Linked DNA regions of Homo sapiens: all the other regions are linked to region 1. The links are chromatin loops, found by intact Hi-C in ENCODE. Cell type or tissue: heart right ventricle. All regions are shown on one strand.

Evidence for each region. Hi-C counts contacts between places; a loop is a spot of excess contacts. Peaks named below come from ENCODE experiments on the same cell type or tissue, not always from the same donor. Only the 100,000 strongest peaks of a DNase experiment are listed, where the experiment ranks them.
Region 2: it touches region 1 in a loop (2.3-fold over the local background); 10 of 110 quality-filtered maps call a loop at or near these places.
Region 3: it touches region 1 in a loop (2.2-fold over the local background); 11 of 110 quality-filtered maps call a loop at or near these places.

What each region holds. Positions count from the first base shown.
Region 1 is chr10:122,050,415-122,058,414 of GRCh38, reverse strand. It overlaps TACC2 (transforming acidic coiled-coil containing protein 2), which reads right to left. Exons shown (of 23, transcript NM_206862.4): 3 at 7,865-7,977. Among named protein-coding and RNA genes, the nearest start is that of TACC2, 65 kb to the right of the region's middle. RefSeq lists an enhancer at 3,407-3,701. In heart right ventricle, CTCF peaks have their summits at 4,217 (motif pointing left) and 6,586 (motif pointing right); a DNase peak (open chromatin) is centred at 4,164; H3K27ac peaks cover 4,154 bases.
Region 2 is chr10:122,276,526-122,284,525 of GRCh38, reverse strand. BTBD16 (BTB domain containing 16) reads right to left here. Exons shown (of 16, transcript NM_144587.5): 3 at 7,587-7,735; 4 at 602-675. Among named protein-coding and RNA genes, the nearest start is that of BTBD16, 9.2 kb to the right of the region's middle. In heart right ventricle, a CTCF peak has its summit at 4,681 (motif pointing left); DNase peaks (open chromatin) are centred at 2,285 and 4,680; H3K27ac peaks cover 1,353 bases.
Region 3 is chr10:122,264,491-122,272,490 of GRCh38, reverse strand. BTBD16 (BTB domain containing 16) reads right to left here and starts at 1,195. Exons shown (of 16, transcript NM_144587.5): 1 at 977-1,195. RefSeq lists an enhancer at 3,800-4,301. In heart right ventricle, a CTCF peak has its summit at 4,239 (motif pointing left); a DNase peak (open chromatin) is centred at 4,246; H3K27ac peaks cover 2,026 bases.

The DNA of each region.
Region 1 (8,000 bases):
ATATAATAAAGGGTTGCAGCCTGCAGGCTGGCCATCCATCCCGCAGGCTGGGAAGTGACAGAAGCGCTTCCGCGCTTTGCAGCGGAAGCCGGAAGCAGGCACTTGAGGTAGGGAAGTTTGAGACTGGAATTTATGCTGAACAGGCGAAGTAGACACATTCAACAGATTATAGGAAGAGCTATGAGTATTCATGAAGAGGGGCGTGCATGCATAGTAAGCAAATGGACATGTTACACCCCATGCTCACTTTGTGGTGTAGACAACATTTAAATGCGCTAAAATTAGGCTTTATACATTAAAAGGTGACGCAGAGGGTGCGAAGGCACTCAGGGTGCTGAACCACTCCATGGTGGGTGGTCTCTTGTGTGGAAGGAATGCTGGTCAGTTGTTGTGTGGAAACCACAAAAGGGAAGGGGATCTAGCTGAAACCAGTGGTGGAGCAAGTCTTTCGAAAGGGCTGGTTTGCTTGTTTCTGTTGAACCCTTAGGAAAGAAGTCTAACATCATCTAGCGAGGGAGCAGGTACGGGAAGGTTGTCTGACCTCCATCCTCTCAGGGCTCCAAACTCAGTTTTTGTTTTTGTTTTTTTGAGACGGAGTTTCACTCTTGCTGTCCAGGCTGGAGTGCAATGGCTCGATCTTGGCTCACCCCAACCTCCACCTCCTGGGTTCAAGCCTCAGATTGAACCCTGCCTCAGCCTCCCAAGTAGCTGGGATTACAGGTGCCCACCACCATGCCTGGCTAATTTTTTTTAATTTTTTAATTTTTTATTTTTAGTAGAGACAGGGTTTCTCCATGTTGGTCAGGCTGGTCTCGAACTCCCGACCTCAGGTGATCTGCCCGCCTCGGCCTCCCAAAGTGCTGGGATTAGAGGCGTGAGCCACCGTGCCCGGCCAAACTTAGTTTTTAAGGCTTCTTTAGGGTCCCTTTGGCCAAGAGGGAGTCTGTTCAGCTGGATGGGGGGCTTAGGATTTTACTTTTATTTCTCATTCTTTGACTCCACCTCTTCCGCCCACACCCAGGCAGTCACCGGGTTCTGTGGGTTCTCCCTTGGGATTCCTTCTGGCCACCATTCCTCTACTACAACAACATCCCCTAGTGCCCCTTCCAGCCGGCACCCTCCACCCCTCCAGTGCACCAGTCAGTGCCTCACCCTTATCTTCAGAACACTTTCCTGGCATGCATAAGCCCTTGTTTATTTTATTTTATTTTTATTTTATGTTTGAGACGGAGTCTCACTCTTGTTGCCCAGCTGAAGTGCAGTGGCATGATCTCACCTCACTGCAACATCTGCCTCCTGGGTTCAAGGGATTCTCCTGCCTTAGCCTCTCTGGTAGCTGAAACTACAGGTGTGCGCCACCATGCCAGGCTAATTTTTGTATTTTTAGTAGAGATGGAGTTTCACCAGGTTGACTAGGCTGGTCTCAAACTCTTGACCTCACATGATCCACCGGCCTTGGCCTCCCAAAGTGCTGGGATTATAGGCATGAGTCACTGTGCCCAGCCCAGCCCTTGTTTAAAAGCAAACAAACCACAAAGCACTTCCCTAGCTTCCAGTTACCTTCAGGAAAAAATCTCAACCCCTCACCTGACTGACAGATTCTCCTCAACATGGCGCCACTCCTCATACCTTGTTTTCAGTGAACGTCACCACCTGGGTCTGCACTCACTTCCTACTCAGCCCTAGAGAGGTCCAGTTCAGGAATTCTGCCCCTGCCTGGAATGGCCTCTAGAGTCTGCCCCTTTCACTCAAGCTCCCTCCACCCCTGCCAGGAGACCCTCCTTGTCCACTCCAGCTCTCAGGGAAGGCTTCTTCTGAGCCCCAACAGCACTGGGCTGAGGTGGTCACACAGCCGCGTGGCAGAATGCAGCAGTCTTCATTGTGTGGTCTCTGGACCAGCAGTACTAATACCTGGGAACCTGTTAGAAATGCTCCTTCCTGGCTGGGCGCAGTGGCTCACGCCTGTAATCCCAGCACTTTGGGAGGCTGAGGTGGGCAGATCACCTGAGGTCAAGAGTTCGAGACCAGCCTGGCCAACATGGTGAAACCCCATCTCTACTAAAAATACAAAAATTAGCCGGGCATGGTGGCAGGCACCTGTAATCCCAGCTACTTGGGAGGCTGAGGCAGGAGAAACGCTAGAACCCGGGAGGCGGAGGTTGCAGTGAGCTGAGATCGCACCATTACACTCCAGCCTGGGCGACAAGAGTAAAACTCTGTCTCAAAAACAGAAAAAGAAAAAGAAATGCCCCTTCACAGGCCTCACCACAAACCTGCTGCATCAGACTCCCCAGAGGCGAAGCCTAGAAATCTGTCTTAATCTGCCTTGCAGGTGATCTTGGTGCCCACTCAAGTTTGAGAACCATCAGATAACAGCTAAGACTCCAGGCTGTTGAGTTTCCACTCTCCTTCATTCAGTGACAAAGTGAGACAGGGTATGGATGGGACTTGGCCCCCACCAGGATTCTACTAGACCTTGCATACCCCATCCAGTGCCATCCCCGCTGACCAAGAGACCTTGAAGAAGCTAAGGTTAGCAGCATTCCACCATCATCTTATTCAAGGAAGTTAACCCTATTGCCCGCATACGCACAAGTCCAGAATGACCCATCTTCACCCACTGGCTCATCGTAATACCAAAATTCCCACCCAGGTGGGGCTTATCTGCCATTTTTTGGGTTTTGTTTTGTTTCATAAACTTTTATTTTGCGTTCAAGGGCACAAGTGCAGGTTTGTTACACAGGTGAACTCGTGTCATGGGGGTGTGTTGTACAGATTATTTCATCACCCAGGTATTAAGCCTAGTACCCATTAGTTATCATTCCTGATCCTGTGCCTCCTCCCAGCCTCCTCCCTCCAATAGGCCCCAGTATGTGTTGTTCTCCTCTATGTGTCCATGTGTTCTCATCAGTTAGCTCCCCTTATAAGTGAGAACATGCAGTGTTTGCTTTTCTGTTCCTGTGTTAGTTTACCAAGGATAATGACCTCCAGCTCCATCCATGTCCCTGCAAAGGACATGATCTCGTTCTTTTTTATGGCTGCATATCTGCCATTTTTTGATCATGCAATATATGCCCTAACATGTTTTTCACTGTGCCTGTGCACTCTGTGCTCTACCCCACACGTGTAACGACGCTCCCATACCTCATGCTTGTTCACGTCACCCTTCTTCACTTTTTTTTTATTTTTTTTTGGGAGACGGCGTCTTGCTCTGTCACCCAGGCTGGAGTGCAGTGGTGCAATCTCAGCTCACTGCAACCTCCACCTCCTGGGTTCAAGCAATTCTCCTGCCTCAGCCTCCAGAGTAGCTGGGACTACAGATGCATGCCGCTACACCCAGCTAAATTTTTGCATTTTAGTAGAGATGAGGTTTCACTGTGTTGCCCGGGCTGGTCCCTAACTTCTGAGCTCAGGCAATCCACCCACATCGGCCTCCCACAGTGCTGGGATTACAGACGTGAGCCACCATGCCCTGCCCACCCTTCTTAAAACACCAAAAAGACCTGTCCTCGGGGAGCCAGCCGGAGAACTTTGCTCCAGCGCTCTCTCCCTTGTGTTCAAACATAAGCCCCTCACAAAGCCTTGTTTGGGAGATCTGTTTGGTCTTGTGTCAATTACCATTGCCTGGGAGCCTAAGCACTGTGGTCAGAAACCAAAGGCGCCGGGAATTCAGCTAGAAATCACTCAAGGTCACTCCCTGCCTGATTCTCACTCCCTGAGAAAAGCCGGTCATCTCGAAACACTGCCCTTGACCTTTTTCAGAAGAAGGAGCACAGGAAATGGAAGCACAGGAAATGGCCAATGACCAACAATTTTTGACCTAACTAAATGGTAATTTCCTCTGGTACAACCTAATATTAATAGCTCCATTATCTGGCAAAAGGTTGTAAGATAAAATCAGTTGTGTCTTAAGGATCTAAAAGGAAAAAGCTGCTCAGTCCCTGGTTGATGATATCCAAGAAGGGCGGACCAGGGACCAGTCCAGACTGCTAATCAGCTGTACTGCTACATCAGCTGTACTGGCATGGACACTGCTGAGCAGAAAGAGATGCTACTGGGGTTAAGCTTCACCCTAGGAGGCTAGGATCATTCTCCCTCAAGAACCCAGGGGCCTGTGCAGGGATGGTCATCAGGGAGGCATGTCCCAGACTCTGGATGGTTGAACTACGCTGGGCTAAGTTACAACAGCGCCACCACGTGGCAACCAGAAAAGCAAGACAGTCGAATTGATGGGACCCCACTCTTCCTATTGAAGAACTTTGGGGATGAGTAAACCCCATGTTCTAGCATAATTCAGAGGGAGGGAAGAGCCTCGAGGAGAAACAATGGACTTTCTACCTCTAAGGTAGATTACATCATGCTGCAAGCCTCAGTTTCCTCATCTGTAGAGTGGAGATGATGCCTGAGCAGAGGGACCATCTTTGGGAATATTCACACACGCATTCTGCCTATATTCTTCCCTCGCTCCATGCCCAGCAGGTGGCCACTGCAGGCCCTTCTGTGTTTTTTGCCTCTGGATTTTTCCAAGTAGAAAACAGAAAGAGTTGCAGGTCAATGCGTCTTCCCACCTTTTGTAAAAACTTACATCCTTTGAAGAGAAAATGCTGGTTGTCCAATGAGGCCAAGGGACAGATGCCTCAAGGCCAATGCGCCTGAGAGTGGAGAGAAAGGGCCCTGAACAGTGGGGAACCTCTGAGAGTCCCTCTCTACTTCCAGACCGTGTCCTCTGGTTCAGAGGGGAATGAGCAGGGAGGGTGCTCGAGGAAGCGGTCATGGGCTCCCAAAGCCTCGCCAAAGATTTCCTCCTGCCTACGGTTGTGGAGAAGCAGCACAGTCCCTCAGCCTGAGGGGCAGTGTGGTCACTGGCATCACAGGGAAGGTGCTGGGGTTGGGGAGGGAATGGATGATGGTCTCAATGCACCAGGCTCTGGAGAGAGAAGTCCCAAGGATGGCTGCCCTGGGTGATAATGGTTTGGCTGTGTCCCCACCCAAATCTCATCTTGAATTCCCACGTGTTGCGGGAGGGACCTGGGGGGGTGACTGAATCATGGGGGCTGGTCTTTCCCAAGCTGTTCTCATGATAGGGAGTGGGTCTCACGAGATCTGATGGTTTTAAAAACGGGAGTTTCCCTGCACAAGCTCTCTTCTCTTTACCTGCTGCTATCCACATAAGATGTGACTTGCTCCTCCTTGCCTTCCACCGTGATTGTGAGGCTTCCCCAGCCACGTGGAACTGTAAGTTCTTCATTAAGCCTCTTTTCTTTGTAAATTGCCCAGTCTTGGGTATATCTTTATCAGCAGTGTGAAAACGGACTAATACACTTGGCATACCCACCAGCCTGGCAGGTAAGGACTCAGGATCAGAACCGAATAGGTTTTAAAAAAAATGCAATGATCTATTGCACACACAGAGCATTTGGCATAGTGTCTGGAACCCATATGCAAAATGAATGATAAATGCTCTTTATCCTTGTTGGTGACGCCAAGGACAGGTGACTCACTGAAACCGCACACAGGAGCCCTGCTCCGTCAGGAGCGATGGACTCACTGTCAGCCCTTGCAGAGTAGGAGGGCCTGTTCCTTCTCGATAGATGGTTTCTGAGTTAGTACAGGGCCCTGCACTATAGACACACACACATTTATAGAGGAGAATCATGTTTTTAATTGTGAACAGGAAGCTGCTTTTTTGAGTGTGTTCTTGGAAGGCACCTGTTTGTTTTTTTTTTTTTTTTGAGGCGTAGTCTCACTCTGTCGCCCAGGCTGGAGCGCAGTGGTACGATCTCGGCTCACTGCAACCTCCACCTCCTGAGTTCAAGCGATTCTCCTGCCTCAGCCTCCTGGGTAGCTGGGACTACAGGCACACGCCACCACGCCTGGCTAATTTTTGTATTTTTAGTAGAGACGGGGCTTCACCATGTTGGCCAGGGTGGTCTGGATCTCCTGACCTCGTGATCCACCCACCTCGGCCTCCCAAAGTGCTGGGATTACGGGCACCTCTTTTATGCTCAATTTGCATGCCAACGAGAGGCAATTCTTCAAGGGAAAAATAATAATTGACTAAAGCTGGGGAACAAGCAACAAAAGACATTTGAGCTGCTGCTACTCTTCAGTCCAGCTGTGACACAGGCCTCGAGCAATTCCCAGGCCTCAGGAGATCCCAGGACCTCACCAAGAGGGAAAGAGAAGAGCTGGACCCTGGGCCTCAGCAGCCACAGTGGCTTCCCTTGTGTGGGATTCCAGAAAAGACAAATGCATTCACTAGTTTCATAGTCATCCAGAGCCAAGTCAGAGGTCTCATTAGAACCAAAGACTAAAACCTTTGTCCTGTGACCCTGATGAAAAATTCATGGAAATGGAACAGACACGGGGGTCTGGGGAAGTAGAGGAAGCACCATCTTTAGCAGAGAATAGAGATCAAAGGTGCTGTTTGAGGGATCATTCTGATTCCCTCAGCAAAAAACACTCTGCCCCATCTGATTGCCATTTCCCTAAAGAAATCCAAAGCTCCTGCCAAGATGCCCCAAGTACTTCCTCTGGAAAGCCACATAGCCCAAGCCACCCACTTCCATGCCCCAGGCATGAAAATTCCTGCCACCAGGGGTTGCTCTGACTTACCCAAAGCAAAAAAAAAAAAAAAAAAAAAAAAAAAGTCACTTTGAGTCTCAAGGTTTTGCAAAGCTATGAAGTAGCATGTGAGTCAAAGTTGCATTGTCTATGACAGGGGCCTATCATTCCATTTTGCATTTTTGTTCCACAGAGTTCCTGCTCATTTGCTTCCCTTAAGGCCTGTCATGATACACTCCTGAGAGCTGGGCTCCAATTTTGCAGGGTTTTTCTGACCAAATCCATGGCCTGTTTGCGAGTTGAACCCACGAGCAGTTATTAAGTGCCCCCAGCGTGCCTGGCCTGTGTCCATGCTGGACACCAGGTGCTCGAGTCTGCTGGACTACTGCTTGTATCCCCTAAAACTATGAGTGTGGGGCCAACATGGGGAGAGGCCCAGGAGAGAGCCCCGGCAGGGAGCCCTAGGGCCTGGCTGTGGCTCATAACAAGAGCCAGTGACCAGCCAGGCATGGTGGCTCACACCTATAATCCAGCACTTTGGGAAGCTGAGGCGGGTGGATCACCTGAGGTCAGGAGTTAGAGACCAGCCTGGCCAATATGGTGAAATCCCGTCTCTACTAAAAATACAAAAAATGGCTGGGCATGGTGGCGGGCTCCTGTAATCCCAGCTATTCGGAAAGCTGAAGCAGGAGAATCGCTTGAACCCACGAGGTAGAGGTTGCAATGAGCCGAGACCGTGCCACTGCACTCCAGCCTGGATGAGACTCCATCTCAAAAAAAAGGAAGTGACTGATGGGCCACCCCCGCACTGGCCACATCCCACTGCCACAGTTGGTTTCTGGGATTCATCCACCAGCCTCCCTGGGACAAAGGGCTTGGGTGGCTTTGGTAATTGTGTTCTCAGTCCTCTGTTTCATGGTCCAGTGCCCGCAATGGCCACCACACTGAGTTACAGACTCCACTTAGCCACGGATTAGACACTGATAAACCCCTGGGAACCCTTGATGTTTTCCATTTTAAGTTCTGACAATGAAGATACTCTGGAGTGTGGCTGGAATGGAAGTCTATAATTACTAATTTCATCTTTGGGCAGGCAATCAGGATGAATTTTTCAATCATGCAGGCCTAGCCAGTCACAGAGAGGTCTGTGAACCACTGCTTGGAACATCTCACCACTGAGGACGATACCATGTGTCTAAGGGTCCAGTTTCCAAAGCAAATGGGGCAAAGCTAATGCTGGAGCAGGCAATGAGCGGGGCAGTCCTTGGGCTGCATCAGTCCTCCAGAGCTGGCCTCCTACCTGGACGCGTCTCTGTGGTCAGGGCTTCCGGGCGTGTCCTGCTGCTTCCTTTTTATATTCTGACTGTTCCCGGGTGGCTGCGCGGACCTTGGAGTCTGAGCTGATAAAGTCCTCTGAGCCAGGAGAAAAAGAAATT
Region 2 (8,000 bases), 230 kb before region 1:
AGAGACAAAGAACAGCTGCTTTATGCTTGCTGCACTCTGTTTAGTCTTTCAATACAAAGACTACTTTTTTTTTTTTTGAGATGGAGTCTTGCTCTGTCACCCAGGCTGGAGTGCAGTGGTGCAGTCTTGGCTCACTGCAACCTCCTCCTCCTGGGTTCAAGTGATTCTCCTGCGTCAGCCTCCTGAGTAGCTGGGATTACATGTGCATGCCACTACAACTAGCTAGTTTTTGTATTTTTAGTAGAGACGGGGTTTCACCATGTTGGCGAGGCTGGTCTTGAACTCCTGACCTCAAGTGATTCACTCGCCTGGGCCTTCCTGCTGGGATTACAGGTGTGGGCTATTTATTGACATCAACACATTTGTCTTTATCATGGCGAGGAGCATATGAAAATGTGTTTACCAAGCTTGACTTCACTCACTGCACATTTGACAAATATTTACCGGGCACCTATTATTTCTTAGACGCTGGGAAGTGGATGAGAATTGCAACTTATACACTAGCGCCCTGGTTTATGGACTGGTCTCCTTCCATAAAGACCACAAGATGCCCCTGAAATCAGCAACATTCTGGCTTAATCCATGGATAACACAAACTCACCTGCTTCCCCACTTTGGATGTCCTTGTTCTTGAAATTCTCAAAGAAAAACTTCTGGATTTGTGAAATGCATAACCTCAAGGGAAAATGCAAATATAAAATCCAGGAGTTAATACTGACATTTTTCTCCAACTACAACATGCATTATTCTAGCATAAATGTCCTTAAAGCACCCATTGATCAAGCTAATCATATCTCGCCCTTTGGAAGAGTTTCCTCAGGTCACCATTTGCCGATCTGAAAAACTGTAGGCTTTCTGATAGCTGGCTCATAATGTGATTGCTGTGTTCAGTTTGTGGGTAGGCCTTACCGAGGAGATATTTCAGGCCATAATTGGCTGCCTGAATGACACCTTATTCAGTGTCTAAAACATTATCTAGCATATAGTAGACACTCAGTAAATATCTGCTGGGAGAAAAGAATAGAGGGTTCTGCTCATTTCTGGGATGTGAACTCACCAACATTTTTCTTTAGAGGTCATACAGGTCCCATTCTCAGTGTGTCCAAAAACTAAACCTAGCATCTACCCCAAATCCTACCCTGCTCACTCGGATTCTCATTTCAGGAAATGGCACCACCAGCCTGCAGTTGCCCAAGCCAGCATGCTGAGTGTTGTTACATCTCATCACTTGCCTAGATCTTTCGAATTTGTCCATCTCTCTTTGCTGTTCTTGCTATAGCCTTCGTCTAAGCCCCTGTGATCTCCCTCCAGTCACTGCCAAAGTCTCCCAGCCTCCGGCCCTGCTCTGCTCGGAGGCCTGCCTCCCACAAAATGCAAATTTGGTCTTGTCTCTCTCCTGCTGAGAATCCTCCAGTGTTTCCCCATTGCTCTTGGGGGAAAGCCCAAACTCCTTAGCACGGCTAACCAGCTCCTGCATATTTCTGCAGCCTGGTCCCTCAACGGTCCCCACTCCAGCCCTTCTCAGCAGCCTGCACCTGGACCTGCCAACTGCTGCTTTCATCTCTTGCATGCACTGCTCCCTCTCCCAAATGCTCTCCTCCTCGCCTTTCCCCTTGCTAAGCTCCTACTCATTCTTCAGAATAAACTTCATTGCCGCTTTCTCTGGGGATGCTGGGCCAGTGGCTTTACCCCTGCCCGTCCTGGGATTTTCCCCTTAAAACTCCTTCTGGAGTGTCTTGTGGCTGCCTGTTTACTTGTGTATCCTCTGCAAGACAGATACGGCATGTGTTTACTGCTATGACCCTGGCACAAGCCATCATGCAGGTGCTCAGCAATATTCATTAATGAATCCATGACCACATAGATAAACACCATGGACTCATCGTGTTAAGCCAGGAAGTGAAACAAAATTTGAGTCACATATTCGCAGCTTAAAGACAGTCATCCCAGAAAGCCAGCCAGCCAAGAGACATTTGTGACCACAGCTGCTCTGTGTCATGCAGTGTCAACTTCACCACGCTGTCTCCAACAATCCCAGGAGACCCCATGGGTCAGGGTGCATGCAGGAAGCATGGGTGGGAGCCCGTGTCCAGAATATTGCCAACTACGTGCTGCCCTTTCCAAGGGGGGAGGATGGCTGCCAATGACTCAGCCTAAGGCAGGCAGTGGGAGCTGGACTTGCTTATTCAACAGGAGCAGTGGAGATCTGACCCAAGCCACCCTCGCTTCCTCCCTCGATCCCCCTCGTGGCTTGGGTGACACGTCTGGAAAGAGCTGGCCAGAGTCAAGAGTTCAGACCGTGATCCCAAAATGGAGCCACAGACTTTGGAAAATATGGCGCAAGGTCCATGAACTCAACTACTCTCACAAACATCAGTGTCATCGGCTGAGCCAAGGGATGCCGGGAAACAGAGGTGAGCACACTGCCTTCTCCTGGGTGTGAGGGCTGCTTGTCAAGATATACCATTCGTCATGTAGGCTCTGCTGTTCCCAAGGGCTGTGGTTCATTTTAGGATCACTGGAAAAGTGAACGGAACACATGGCATCTGTGAGTTGTCTCACTGTTTGGGACTCAGTGGTCCCATTGCAATGCTTGGTGCGGGGATGCTGGGAACGTGCTGTTAGGCTGGAGCTCACGCCCCCAAGTCATGACCATGATGGAGAAAGGCAGAAGGGGAAGAAGAGGAAGTAAGTTTCTCATGGACATACGGACTTCCTGGAGCAAACTATCCAAAGGGCAAAATGCCAATTTGATTAACTAGGAAGAGTTACATAGACCTGGGGCTGGACCCCAGTCCTTCCATTTTCTGCTTCTTGGTCCCAGAGGAAGGGAGGAGTGAAAGAGTGAATGTTTGGAATAACTTGCAAGGACATGCCTTCAGTTAGCATTCTCTCTTTCATTGTCTCTGTGAAAGGTATCAACATAAAAATGGAGTTATGATGTGTTAAATACCCTGATGGAGCCTGGCATGGTATCATGCTCCTATAGTCCCAGCTACATGCAAGGGTGAGGGAGGAGGACCGCTTTAGCCCAGGAGTTTGAGGCTGCAGTGAGCTGTGATCATGCCTGTGAATAGCCATTGCCTTCTAGCCTGGGCAACTGCGCGAGACCTCATCTCTAAATCTCTTTAAAAAAACAAAACAAAAAAATCCACCCAACAAATAGAGGTGGGGAAGGCCAGGAAGGGAGAGTTCTCACACATGAATGCCTGATAATAAGAACTATCACAAAAGACTCTGCAAAACCTACAGCCACACACAAAGGCCATCACAACCTCACACACAAAAAAAGTACTGCGAGGACATCTGCCTTGCAACTCAAACTGGTGTCGCCCTTGTTATGGATCCTTGTAGCCAGGGATAATTATCTCAGAGCAATGATGTAATCCTCCTCACTTTTCCTTTAAAAACCTTTGTCTTGCCAGGCACGGTGGCTCATGCCTGTAATCCCAATACTTTGGGAGGCTGAGGCAGGAGCATCACTTGAGCCCGGGAGTTTGAGACCAGCCTGGGCAACATAGAGAGACCCCATCTCTACAAAACATTAAATAAAAAATTCAGCATGTGGTGGCCATGTCTGTGGTCCCAGCTACTTGGGAGGCTGAAGCGGGAGGATCAATTGAGTCTGGGAGGCTGAGGCTGCAGTGAGCTGTGATTGCACTACTACACTCCAGCCTGGACAACAAAGCAAGACTTGTTTCAAAACAAAACAAAAAAACCTTTGTTTTCCTTTACATCCCTGAATATACACGTAGTTTACAGTGGCACTGGTATTGCATTGCAATGCCTGTTCCAGAATAAACATCAGCCTCTTTTAGAGAGTCTTCCTCTCCTCTCTGTTTGTTATTTAGGTTAACGTGGGTCATTGTTCTCTAGTCCCACTATCCCAGAACTACTCTCTGGTTAAAAATAAATAAAATAAAATAATATAATATAATACAATATAATATAATATAATATAATATAAAAATATAGGGGTCCCTTCTTCCCATTCTTACCTCTTAAGCATGACCTCCTCCCACCCTTGAATGGACTTGGCATTGCGGGCAGAAAGGGAGAAAACCACTAGGCAGCCTCACCAGCTGGGGACAAGGAGGGCTCTGGGTCTTTCCTAGGGCCACAACCCCCTGAGCCTTCGTGGGGGTGCCCCCTCCCCAGTCTGGCCTGAGACACACCTCCCGTGCTGGATCTCTGGGTTTCCATGACAGCACGCATCCATACACGCCTGTGGACCCCAGGGACATGCTTGACACATGTGCATTGAGCGTATATGTGCCAGACACTTTTCTAAGCTCCTTACATGAATCATGTCATATAATTCTCACACAACCCTGTAAGACAGTATCCGTGATTTGCACATAAACTAAGGCACAAAAAGATTAGAGTACTCGCAAGGAAGTTAACATTTCCTCCTCTCAGCCTCCTCTCCCACACTCGGTGCCCCAGAGCCTGCAAAAGGACCAAGGTAAGACGATCAGCAGCCTGAAGATCAGCACCTCTGAGTGGCTGACCAGGAACTCCCTGCGTCATGAAAACCCAGACACGGCAGAAGGAAGTGTTGGCCAGCTGGGCACAATTACATACCCGAAATAGACGAGAAGCTGGGAGCCTGTTCCCTCAGCTTTCCATCATGAATGACCCTTTCCGTAACTCAAGAAATAGACTGGTCCAGCTCCTGTCCAAGCAGACAGCACCCCCAGGTGGGAAAAGCAGCAATGACACCATCCATGACATGAACACAGCTTGCCAGGTGGGGCAGAAACAGCCATGTAGTGCTTTGGGGGATATAACGTATGTTGCATGGGGCATTCCAGGCCCTTACTGACAGTGGAGTTTGCCACCTGAGAGTTGCCTGATGCCTGAAGGTTCACAAGAATTACCAGGAATAAGCCCTTCATGTTATACACACCCTTTATTCTTTCTAAGAAGTTACTCACAATCACATGGAACAAATTCCTATTGTGAACACAAAGAAAAGATGTGTGTGTGTGTGTGTGTGTGTGTGTGTGTGTGTTTCTCTTTCTCTGTCTCTTTTTTATTTTTAGAGACAAATCTCCCTCTGTCTCCCAGGCTGGAGTGAAACGGCACAATCATAGGTCACTGCATGCAGCCTCAATCTCCTTGGCTCAAGTGATCCTCCCACCTCAGTCTCCCAAGCAGCTGGTACTACAGGTTCAAGCCAGCATACCTGGCTAATTTTAAAATTTTTTGTAAAGACAGGGTCTCACCATGTTGCCCCATGCTGGTCTCAAATTCCTAGCCTCAAGCAATCCTCCCACCTAGACCTCCCAAAGCACTAGGATGACAAGTATGAGCCACCATGCCCAGACAAGTTTGTGTTTATTACAGAACATCAGTTTCTCCCATACTCAGTAGACTGCACCAGTGACTTCAATTCTTCATCCCTCCCTCTGTCCAAACCTTTTGCCTCCATACTGCAAAGTTTCTCTCCATAAGGAGACGGAGTGTGTTTTCTGTCCCTTGACTGGGAGTTTGGCCACGTGACTTGCCTCAGTTCATGGGGCCTAGTGAATGTGAAATGGTGGAAGATTTGAAAGACACATGAGCTCCTGGGCTTACCCTCATGCCCTCTGCTGTCACCATGATAAGCATGTGCCCAGGCTAGCCCACTATCTCAGGAGGAGGACAAGAGGCTCATGGAACAGAGCCCAAGTGCCCTGGCAGAACCAATCCTGAATCAGCTGAGCACCAGATGCGTGGCAGTAGACATACCCAGAACACCTGAGAGTATCTGCTGCCTCTGGACATGCAGCTTCCCAATATCACAAAGGAGAGGGCCAGATGTGTAAAAGCTTCTCCCCAGAAGACCGGCTCCTCTGCCCCTGTTGTGCTGGAGGAAGGTGTTGTCCTGGAGGAAGGAACTGGGGAAGGTGCAAGGAGGCAGAGTGAAATAAAGGGGGTGTTGACTGGCAGAGCACAGAGCTGAGACACCCCAAGATGAAATCACCGGGATTAATTACTAAAATGCTGCCCAGGCAATAAAGAAAATAGTTCTGTTTACTAAGCATCTACTATTTGCCAGAAACAGTGCAAAGCATTTTCAATATATGGCTTCATTTAATCCTCAAGATGACTCTTCATCTTGAAGAAGGTGCTCTATAACCATTTGAAAGATGAGGAAACTGAGGCCCAAAGAGGGTTAGCCACTGACTAAAGGTCACAGAATTAGTAAGTGAAGAAGTGGAGATTCCAGCCCCATTGATAGACTGCTTTTAACAGTCCAAATGCCCAGCACCAAATGCCATTTCAACACCCCACCCCTCAGGCCACTGCCTCCAGTTTAGCTCAGTGACTCACAGAGATTTAGTTCTTGCTGCCCAGACCCTCTCATCAGCTTTTGGGATCATTTTGCCTCTGTTCCTAGGCCTAGCTCCAGCACCTGCATCCCTGGCCGAGCCCTGGCACTAAGGAACTCGGCAACGGAAAAGTGTTGGCCAGTGGCTCTAGAGAGGGAAGATTTGGCTACTCGCTGAAGAAAGATTGAGCAGGCAGTTCTTCTGTGCCAGGTGCTGTCCCAGGAGTACAGTCCATGCTCACTTTGATTTGGCTGTGAGCTCACAAGACTGATGCTGCCAGCCTAAGGATGGTAACGGCATCAAGCCAGGTCCATGGCACCAGGGAAATGAGGTGTACCTTCTGCAATAGGGTTGCTACAAATTACATGTTTGTTTCCTCCAAACCTCGTGTAGAAATTTGATCCCCAATGTTGGAGGTGGGGCCTAATGGGAGGCATTTTGGTCATAAGGGCAGATCCCTCATGAATAGATTAATACCATCCCTCAGGGGTGGGTTCTTACTCTCTTAGTTCCCACAAGAGCCGGTTGTCAACAAGAGCCTGGGACCTCCCCTCTCTCCTCTCTCTTGCTTCCTCGCTTGCCATGTGATCTCTGCACACTCGGCTCCTCTTTGCCTTCCACCATGAGTACAAGCAGACTGAGGCCCTCACCAGAAGCTGAGCAGATGCTGGCGCCATGCTTCTTGTACAGCCTGCAGAACCTTGAGCCAAATAAACCTTTTTTCTTTATAAATTTCTGATCCTTAGGTATTTCCTTATAGCAACACAAACAGACTAAGGCAAGGGTCCAGCTCTGTGTTTCCAGGAGAGGCAAGAGAGAACTCATCACATGGAGAAGTGGGTCTAGCCTACTGCTCGGAATGCCATGAGATTGAGAGAGGATCAATTCATTGGGTGAAAATGGACATTTACAAGCTGTCTAAACACTGAGCCAGGACTAACTAAGTTTTGTTTGTCAAAAAATCAGTTGGTCCCTGGATAATAAACTCAGAATCCTGTTTGGGTTCAAAGTTCCCACTGGGAAGAAAAATTGTAAAAAAAAAAAAAAAAAAATTCAATCTTTCTCTGCACTTTTGTAACCACCCACATTCTCAGAGGTAGTAGTCACTTATGACCCTGTCCATGCCTGAGAGCTGGCTCCAGAGGGAGCCTTCCTTGCAGATGTGCCCTTGACAGCCACTGCAGCCAATCAGAGTGGCCCGGTCATCAGGCACCTCCCCTCCCAGGAATAATGGGCCATTCCCTCCCACAAACCTTTGAGTCTCCATACCTGTCTGGGTTCCTCAAAGCTTCCTCAAAGTCTATGCTCAGAGCCTTGCACATCTGGGAAAGTGAGAGCAGGTCCCCAGAGAAAGGCTGTTTGGGCAAACGCCACCGGTTGGTTGAGCCAGTGACCCGGCGTTCCAGCCGAGCTTTGTGCTGCTTGGTAATCAAAGAAAGAGAAGACATCTTTTTTTCTAACTTCACATAAATGCCAGATTTTCCAAATTGTATAGCAAGAAGGAAATCAAGACAAATTTTACAGTGCTGGTTAATTTTTGAACATGGCTAATATTTCTCACAAGACAACTCAAGGCAAAGACACTGTATTCCATAGACCAAGGATCTCAAGCTACAAAGTAATTTGGAATTTAGGATCTAGGACAAGAGGTGTCAGAGGGTAAGAGGTCAAGGAGAAAGACTG
Region 3 (8,000 bases), 210 kb before region 1:
GCATGCCTGTAATCCCAGCTACTTGGGAGGCTGAGGCAGGACAGTCACTTGAACTCTGGAGGTGGAGGTTGCAGTGAGCCAAACTCTCACCATTGCACTCCAGCCTGGGAAACAAGAGCGAAACTCTGTCTCGAGGGGAAAGAAAAAAGAAAAAGAAACGTGTCTGGGTACAAACATGGCCCTGGTGTTTGTACCCAGCTGCTGGTGTCTTCATCTGCAATTGCATCCATGTATGCATGTGTGTTAAGAGCATCTTTGGCTGTTCAACCAGCTTTCAGAGGTGCACTTGAGTTTACAGCAATGTGTGTTTTCCTTGATGGCTGAGTTTCCACCTTGCGTGAGGCTTCTCCCACCTCAGGTAACACATACATGCTTTTCTGATCCCTTTACCTCACAGGAGCCAGGATGATGAACTCCTCAGCTTAAAGCCCTTCACCAGCTTCCCACTGCCCTAGACATAGACCCCCAAATCCTCAACGTGGCCTTAAGGAATCTGAGAAGAGAGAAGAGGGTTCCATTCTAAAGCAGACCTGGTCAGCACAGAATAAACCCCACACGGGACTCGCTATGCCCACAGAGCACCGCTTCAGTTACAGAGAGAGGGAGGCTGGGGTTTGCACTCAGCTACCCAAAGCTCCTGCTTTCTTAGATCAATATCTAAGAACTTTTTTAGCTGATCTTGAAATCCAGAGACATCTCAATGGCCTGGAAATGTGTTCTTTTTTCATCCCACCAGGCAATCTGCCCCTTCGTGTGTTTTGAGAGCCTGTGCCAAGGTCCCTGTGGGCGGGCAGGAGCTACCTACAATGGTCTCTCAGCTCCCAGACCCCTCCTGATTCCCTAAACTCCCTCCCTGCCAAGTAGACCAGAGGCACCCAAGTCTAACACTGGGTCTAGACAGGTGCTAAGACAGCACCTGTCACTAGGACACATTTCTTGGTCTCTGAAGTGGCTGAAAAATACCCATTGTACTTACCGTTCCAAAGCCCTTTTGCCCACCACAGGCGTGTTTACAGGGGAAGTGTGCTGAGTGGAGGAACTCCCATCACACTGGCCTCTGAGTTACAGGAGAGCTGGGGGCGCCTTCTGAGCCTGAAGCCTGGAAGCGCTCATCACATCTGGGGCTCCCCCTTTTCTTCTTATGGGCCAAGGTGCTTTGACAGGGGGAGCTTGCCTTGGTTTCCTGGGTGGTTGTGAGCACCACGGCAACGGCAGGGAAGCTTCCAAGCACTTCCTGTTCCAGGGCCAGGTTTCAACTCAGGCTCGGGCTGTGTCCAAGGCCCTGGCTGATGGGGAGAAGCTGTGAGTGATGGCATCTCAGAGACCAGTGTGGGTGCCATGTGCCTCCATTCCTGTTCCTCACAGCACCTGGGGCAACCCAGGGCACAGCCTCAGTGAGAACCAACCCCCAAATCTTCAGGCTTCATCTGTCAAAGGAGAAGATTAGACTAGAAGCTTCTCAGATGCCTCCCAGCTCTGGCATTCTGGGGTGCTCTATTTCTAGCATTTTCTATCTGTGTTTTGACAAACATATTTCAATAAAAATTGAGCATTCCGCATTATTAAAAGCTATGCCTAATGAAGTACTTTGCTGATGATGATTTTTAATGCTGCTCTCTCTGGGAGCTAAGGACTGCCTAAAAGTCAAGGACAAGACCAAGAGCCTTCAAGCTGGCATCCAGAGTGGAAATGTTTGGGATTTGTTTGTTTTGTTTTGCTTTTTTTTTTTCTCTGAGATGGAGTCTCACTCTATCGCCCAGGCTGGAGTGCAGTGGTGTGATCTTGACTCACTGCAACCTCCGCCTCCTAGGTTCACCGGGTTCAAGCAATTCTTGTGCCTCAGCCTCCTGAATAGCTGGGATCACAGGTGCCCGCCACCACACCGGCCTAATTTTTGTATTTTTAGTAGAGACAGGGTTTCACCATATTAGCCAGGCTGGTCTCGAACTCCTGACCTCAGGTGATCTGCCCACCTCGGCCTCCCAAAGTGCTGAGATTACAGGTGTGAGCCACCGCACCTGGCCCTAAGTGCAATCTTACAGTGTCCTCAGCGACGTGGCCTGTGAAGCCCATGACCCAAACTAGGGGATGGGGAGGTGGAGGCCATGTGGGTCAGAGTCACATGGGTCACCACGGGTCCATCAAAGGCCTGGACCACCACCCCAGGGATCACAGAAATCCCTAGTTACAGTAATAGGAACCAGGAGGCAGTACAGCTTTTAAGACCCAAGGCCAGCCTCTCCTAGGCCACATACATCCTAAAGTAAAACGGGAAAGTAGCTGCGCTGCCTCCTGTGGCTGTGATCTAGAAACTACGAAACACTCTATAAATGGGAGGTACCCCTGAATTTGTCTCCCGCCTCAGCCCTCAAATCCTGTGATTCTACTCCTCCCAACACCATATTCTGCTTTGCACAGAAGCCGATCGCTGTGGAATGTTCTGTGAGTGGCTTACCCATCTCTGCATCCCCAGAGCCCAGCAACCAAACTTGGACTTTAGAAAGTGCTCAATAAACATCTCTGGAATTGGGTAATTGGATGTCCTAGTCCATAACCACCACTCTGCCTGTGTACCTGCTTGAGTGCCACATGCATAAGTGTGCACATGTGATTATGTATGCATAGGTGTGTGTGTCTGCTTCTGTGTTTGAGTACGAACATGGCCCTGGTGTTTGTACCCACCTATGTCCTCATTTGCAATTGCATCCATGTATGCACGTGTGTTAAGAGCATCTTTGGCTGTTCTAGTAGCTTCCAGAGGTGCACTTCAGCTTAGAGCGATGTCTCTTGGTTGTGCCTTGGATTTTGGGTTTGAGAGTGAGACGACAGGGTTTCATGGTAGTATACAACTGATCCCAGCAACTGCCACCGGGTTGGAGAAGCAGCTGATTGTCAGGCTTTTGGTGTTTAGTAGCAGCAGCAGCAGCTGGTGCTGCAGACAGGATTTGAGGTGGGGCCCAAAGGAGTCCACTGGTGCTCACCTCTCAGCCTAGCTCTTCTGGAGATCAGGAGGTAGGGAGGGACGTGCACAATGAGAGAACCAGTGGGAGAAGAATGTAGGCGACAAGGGGCTGAAGACACTGGCATGTCTTAGACAGGGGGGTTAGGAACCCAGTTCAGGGTCTGCCCACCATCCCTAGACGCTCAGGGGCAGCATGAGACCGGAAGCAGGCCTCTAACAACTGTTGCAGGGGCCTCAGGAGCCAGAGGCCGAGGCTGCATTCCTGAGCCAGGTGTGGGCCCTCTCTCATGCTTGAAAAACAAACACTTGTTGTTAATTTATTTTCCTTTTACAAACGCAATGCATTTACAGGCACAAATTCAGAGGCAAAAATTCTTAACAATAAAAATCATTTGGATTCCACAGCCGAATTCAGCACCATTAATAGTACATTGACATTTTGTATGTATACACACATTTTTGAAAATGCGGTCCTACTGTACTCTTTAACATGAGTTGTTCACTAAGTGTTAGACGCTTTCTCCTGCATTTTTGTACATGACTGTTAATGGCGACACTGTGCTTTTTTTTTGAGACGAAGTCTCGCTCTTGTCCCCCAAGCTGGAGTGCAGTGGCGCAATCTCGGCTCAATGCAACCTCCGCCTCCCGGGTTCAAATGATTCTCCTGCCTCAGCCTCCCCAGTAGCTGGGATTACAGGCGCCTGCCACAACACCTGGCTAATTTTTGTATTTTTAGTAGAGACAGTTTCACCATGGATGCTGTGCCTCTTGATGCAGAGGCAGATGGGGATTAGGGTAACCAGCCCCTTCTGCTGGACATGCGGCAGCTGGAGGTGCAGCCCACCCATCAGGCTGAGCTCCCCTCCGGGGCAGTGACAGAGGCTCATCCAGGCACCCACGCATGGCTGTGCACACACAGCTGCTGTGCACCTTCTCTCTTCCCCGACCATCATGTTGCTCTCCACTCCCCCTCGAGTCTGGTCCATGGCTTCCCTCCTAGCCCGGTGCCAAGAACATGGGGGCGGAGAGGGGCTGAGCAGAAGTCTGTGTACAAATGGACAGATTTCCTCTCTCTACGCTGCTCCTTCCCCTCCACCCCAAAGTTTTCCCTGCTAACTGTCCCTGGAATGTGGGACCCCATGTAAGATTTCAATTAACAAGTTTGAAAGACATTATTACCCTGGACCAGCTTGACATCCCACCTGCTCCACCATGGGCCAACCTAGGGATGCCCTCCAGGTATCACTTCTAGAGTGCAGCTGAGAGCGGGCCCCCTCTAGTGGCCACTCTGGGGAAGCGTCCCAGGATGCCACGCTCCCATCAGCCCCTAGGCAGAACCCTGGCCTTGGCTGAATCCATCGCTTTCTGCAGGGTCTAGTTCAAGGATCCGGGGCCTTCAGCTCACCCCCAGAACTCTCAACACATACATCCCCCACAGATCTCCCAGGAGCTGAGCTACTGTCCAAAGTCAAAGGCAGCAAATACAAATAAATGGAAATAGCTTTCAGCATGTTTCCCTGAGAGCCCTTTCCTGATGGTGTCAGTAACTGAGCCCCTTGGGCCCAGCCCATGAAGCAGCCAACAAGCTGGAAATCTGAAGAGCAAAGGTCATCAGTGACTCAGACATCAAATGTCGCTGAGCACTGCCCTTAGCTGGAAATACCTTATGCCAAAATCTCCTGTGTCACAGTTCCAGGGGGATTATGAAGGGATATCCATCTTCTTCTTGCACACTCAGGGATGGGGAGCTCATTACCTTGCCAGAGAGCCCATTTCAGCCCACTCCATCCAGTCACCCATATGGGGAGGTGGTGGAGTACACTGAAAAGAACACCCAATTCTGACCTGGTTCTGACTGGCTATAGCTGTGTGACCCTGGACACATCCTTAACCTCTATTGATGAAAAAAGAAAATCCGGAGCCTCAGTTGGCCTGGAAGATTGGACAGTCTGTGCCTGAGAGCCCCAGTGCACCCAGCCAGGGTCCAGGCTGCTGCTGGGAGTGCTGCATCCAGACCAGCCCCTGGCGGAGGCCTTGCATGAGCCAGCAGACAGACAGGGGCTTCCAGGAGGAAGCAAAGGGTCCTGCCCTGGAACTGAGTCCTATATGGCAACACAGCTGATCTCAGTGATAAGAAAGGAGAACACAGTCAGGCACGGTGACTCATGCCTGTAATCCCAGCACTTTGGGAGGCTGAGGTGGGCAGATCACCTGAGGTCGGGAGTTCGAGACCAGCCTGATCAACATGGAGAAACCCCGTCTCTACTAAAAATACAAAATTAGCCAGGTGTGGTGGCGCCTGCCTGTAATCCCAGCTGCTCAGGAGGCTGAGGCAGGAGAATCGCTTGAACCCAGGAGGCGGAGGTTACAACGAGCTGAAATCATGCCATTGCACTCCAGCCTGGGCAACAAGAGTGAAACTCCATCTCAAAAAAAAAAAGAAGAAAGAAAGAAAGAAAGAGAGAGACAGAAAGAGAAAGAGAAGGAAAAGAAAAGAACAGAACAGAATAAGACCGGGCACGGTGGCTCACACCTGTAATCCCAGCACTTTGGGAGGCCGAGGCAGGTGGATTGCATGAGGTCAAGAGTTCAAGACCAGCCTGGTCAACACGGTGAAACCCCATCTCTACTAAAAATACAAAAATTAGCCAGGCATGGTGATGTGTGCCTGTAATCCCGGCTACTCGGAGACTGAGGCAGGAGAATCACTTGAACCCAGGAGGCAGAGGTTGCAGTGAGCCGAGATCACGCCATTGTACTCCGGCCTGGGTGACAGAGCCAGACTCCATCTCAAAAAAAAGAAAGAACAAGATTGGGTCAGAACTGGCCATGAACTTGCTGTGGAACCTCAAGGAAGTCCTCTCTTTGGCTCTGGCTTCCTATTTTCTCATCTGCAAAAAAAGTTCAGATAAAACAACTCCTCCGCTCCATCTACTGTTGATCCTCTTTTCCAAGATGTTCTGGAGTGTGGTGATGCCAATGCCGCTAGCCCAGGGCTGCCTCATTCACTCCTTTAGACAAGGTCTGAGTGTCAAGATTGTATTGGGTGCTGGAGATAAAATGGGGACAAAGAGAAGGAAGTGCACTACCTTCACAGCCTCTGATGTTATTTGCTTAAAATTGTTCTTTAATACTGGACTTACATTTTTACATAACATTTTTGTTATGATGTTCTTAAATTTATTTTATCAATGAAGTAAAGTATTTGGTATGCTGGTTTATTTGGAATATACATTAAAATAACTACATAACTTAAAAAAAGTCATACATGAGCTGCCCCTGAAAATCACCTTCCGTGCCTGGGCACCTTACTTTTGGAGGTTTAACGTCTGCGTTGTAAGGCTCACAGTGTATTTAAGTCAGTGAGCTGCAGGAATTCGTAGGAGAGGCAGTCGACCGCATTAACCTGCTTTTTCATTCTGAGGCTTTGACATCTGGGGCCTTGCTCACCCTGGAGGGACTGCCCCTCCCAGGGCTAGCTATTAATAATTCCTAGAGATAGTAAAGGACTCCTACAAGCATGCCTTTCATATACAAACCAATTAAACTAGAGCCTATTCCCCAACCACCTCCCTTATCAAGCTGTCAAACTCAGGGTCACTATCCACTTGCCCTAATCACCCAGGGCCAAGTACTACCAGATGAGAGACAATCCCTATATCCCAGAGCCCACTGAAATTATTCAAACTCACCAATTCTAAACCTGATTACACTGCTTCACTCATTTCTTCCCATGGGATCCACAATAAAGGCTCTTGCCCATGTTTTCCCCTCACCCTTTCTGCCTCCTAACCCTACTGCTTCCCTGTGTGCCCTGTGCCCAGTGGTGGGGGTATGCCCCCTCCTCTTGGGAATTGTAACAAACTATCTTTTCAAAGGCAATTATCTCCTTATCTATTGGCCTCGCCATATCTCAATCATAACAAAATAATAATAAAACCTACATTTGTAAACACTTACCCAGGCCCAAGGCTTCAAGGAGGACTCCCTGGAGGAAGTGACATAACAGAAGAGAAGTTAGCTGAGAGACAAAATGATGGGGATAAGGGTGAGTGTCTCAGGCAGACAGAACAGCGTGTGCTAGGCTGGAGTGGAGAAATAAGGAGCCACTGAAGGAATGGCCCATGCAGTCTGATTGCAGTATAGGGTGAGAACGGAGGAAGGAGGAAGGAGGAAGGAAGGGGAGAAGCGGCTCGATATCCCAGGGCTCATAGAGGCCAAGGAGTGTGAGTTTTATCTAGTCCTATCTCTTTTGATCTCCAAGTTGCTTTTTCAAATAAACCCAAAAGACAGTCCGTGAACTCTCCAGATTCTGCCATTGAGAGTCCGGCCCTGAGAGCGCCGAAGCCCTGCCCGGCTGGTCACCACCAACCTGGGGAGGTACCACTGGTCCACTGACCACCCAAGGGAAACAAACAAGATGAGGAAGAAGAAGTCCACTCCAACGCATCTAACAATGTACACCCTAGGTGAGCCCCCCTGCCGCTTCCATCCATTGAACAAGAAGGATGCTTTCTACAGTCCATAAATGCAATAGAGGAGTCAAGTCCAGACTTGAAGGCAGCACCACCAACTAGACTAAAGAATGGACGTAAGGACCCACCACATGTGCTCGGTAGCATCCTCACCCCTGTACCTCATCTCCCCACCACCTTCCTTGTAAAGAAAACACTTCTCCAGGGATTGTAAAGGATGTGGGCCTTTCTGTCAAGACCTGGGATGGAATCCTGGCTGCCTTGTTTCCTGATTGACCTGAGCAAGTCTTCTAACTTCTCTGAGCCTGTTTCCTCCTTGTAAAATAAAAATAGTTTTCATTCACCAGATCATTTCAAAGCTAAAAAGAGATAGCACTAACTTGAGTGAGTCATTGTGGGTACTCAAATGTTAATATCTTTCCTCCTTCCAACAATCCCTGTGCATACACACACTTTGACCCTGCCCATATGCATCTCCACCCTGCTTTAATTTTTTCTAGTGAGAATATTGTGGAAAACAAAGAGGCTTTGCTCAGGATCTGGGCAAGATGGCAGAATAGGAA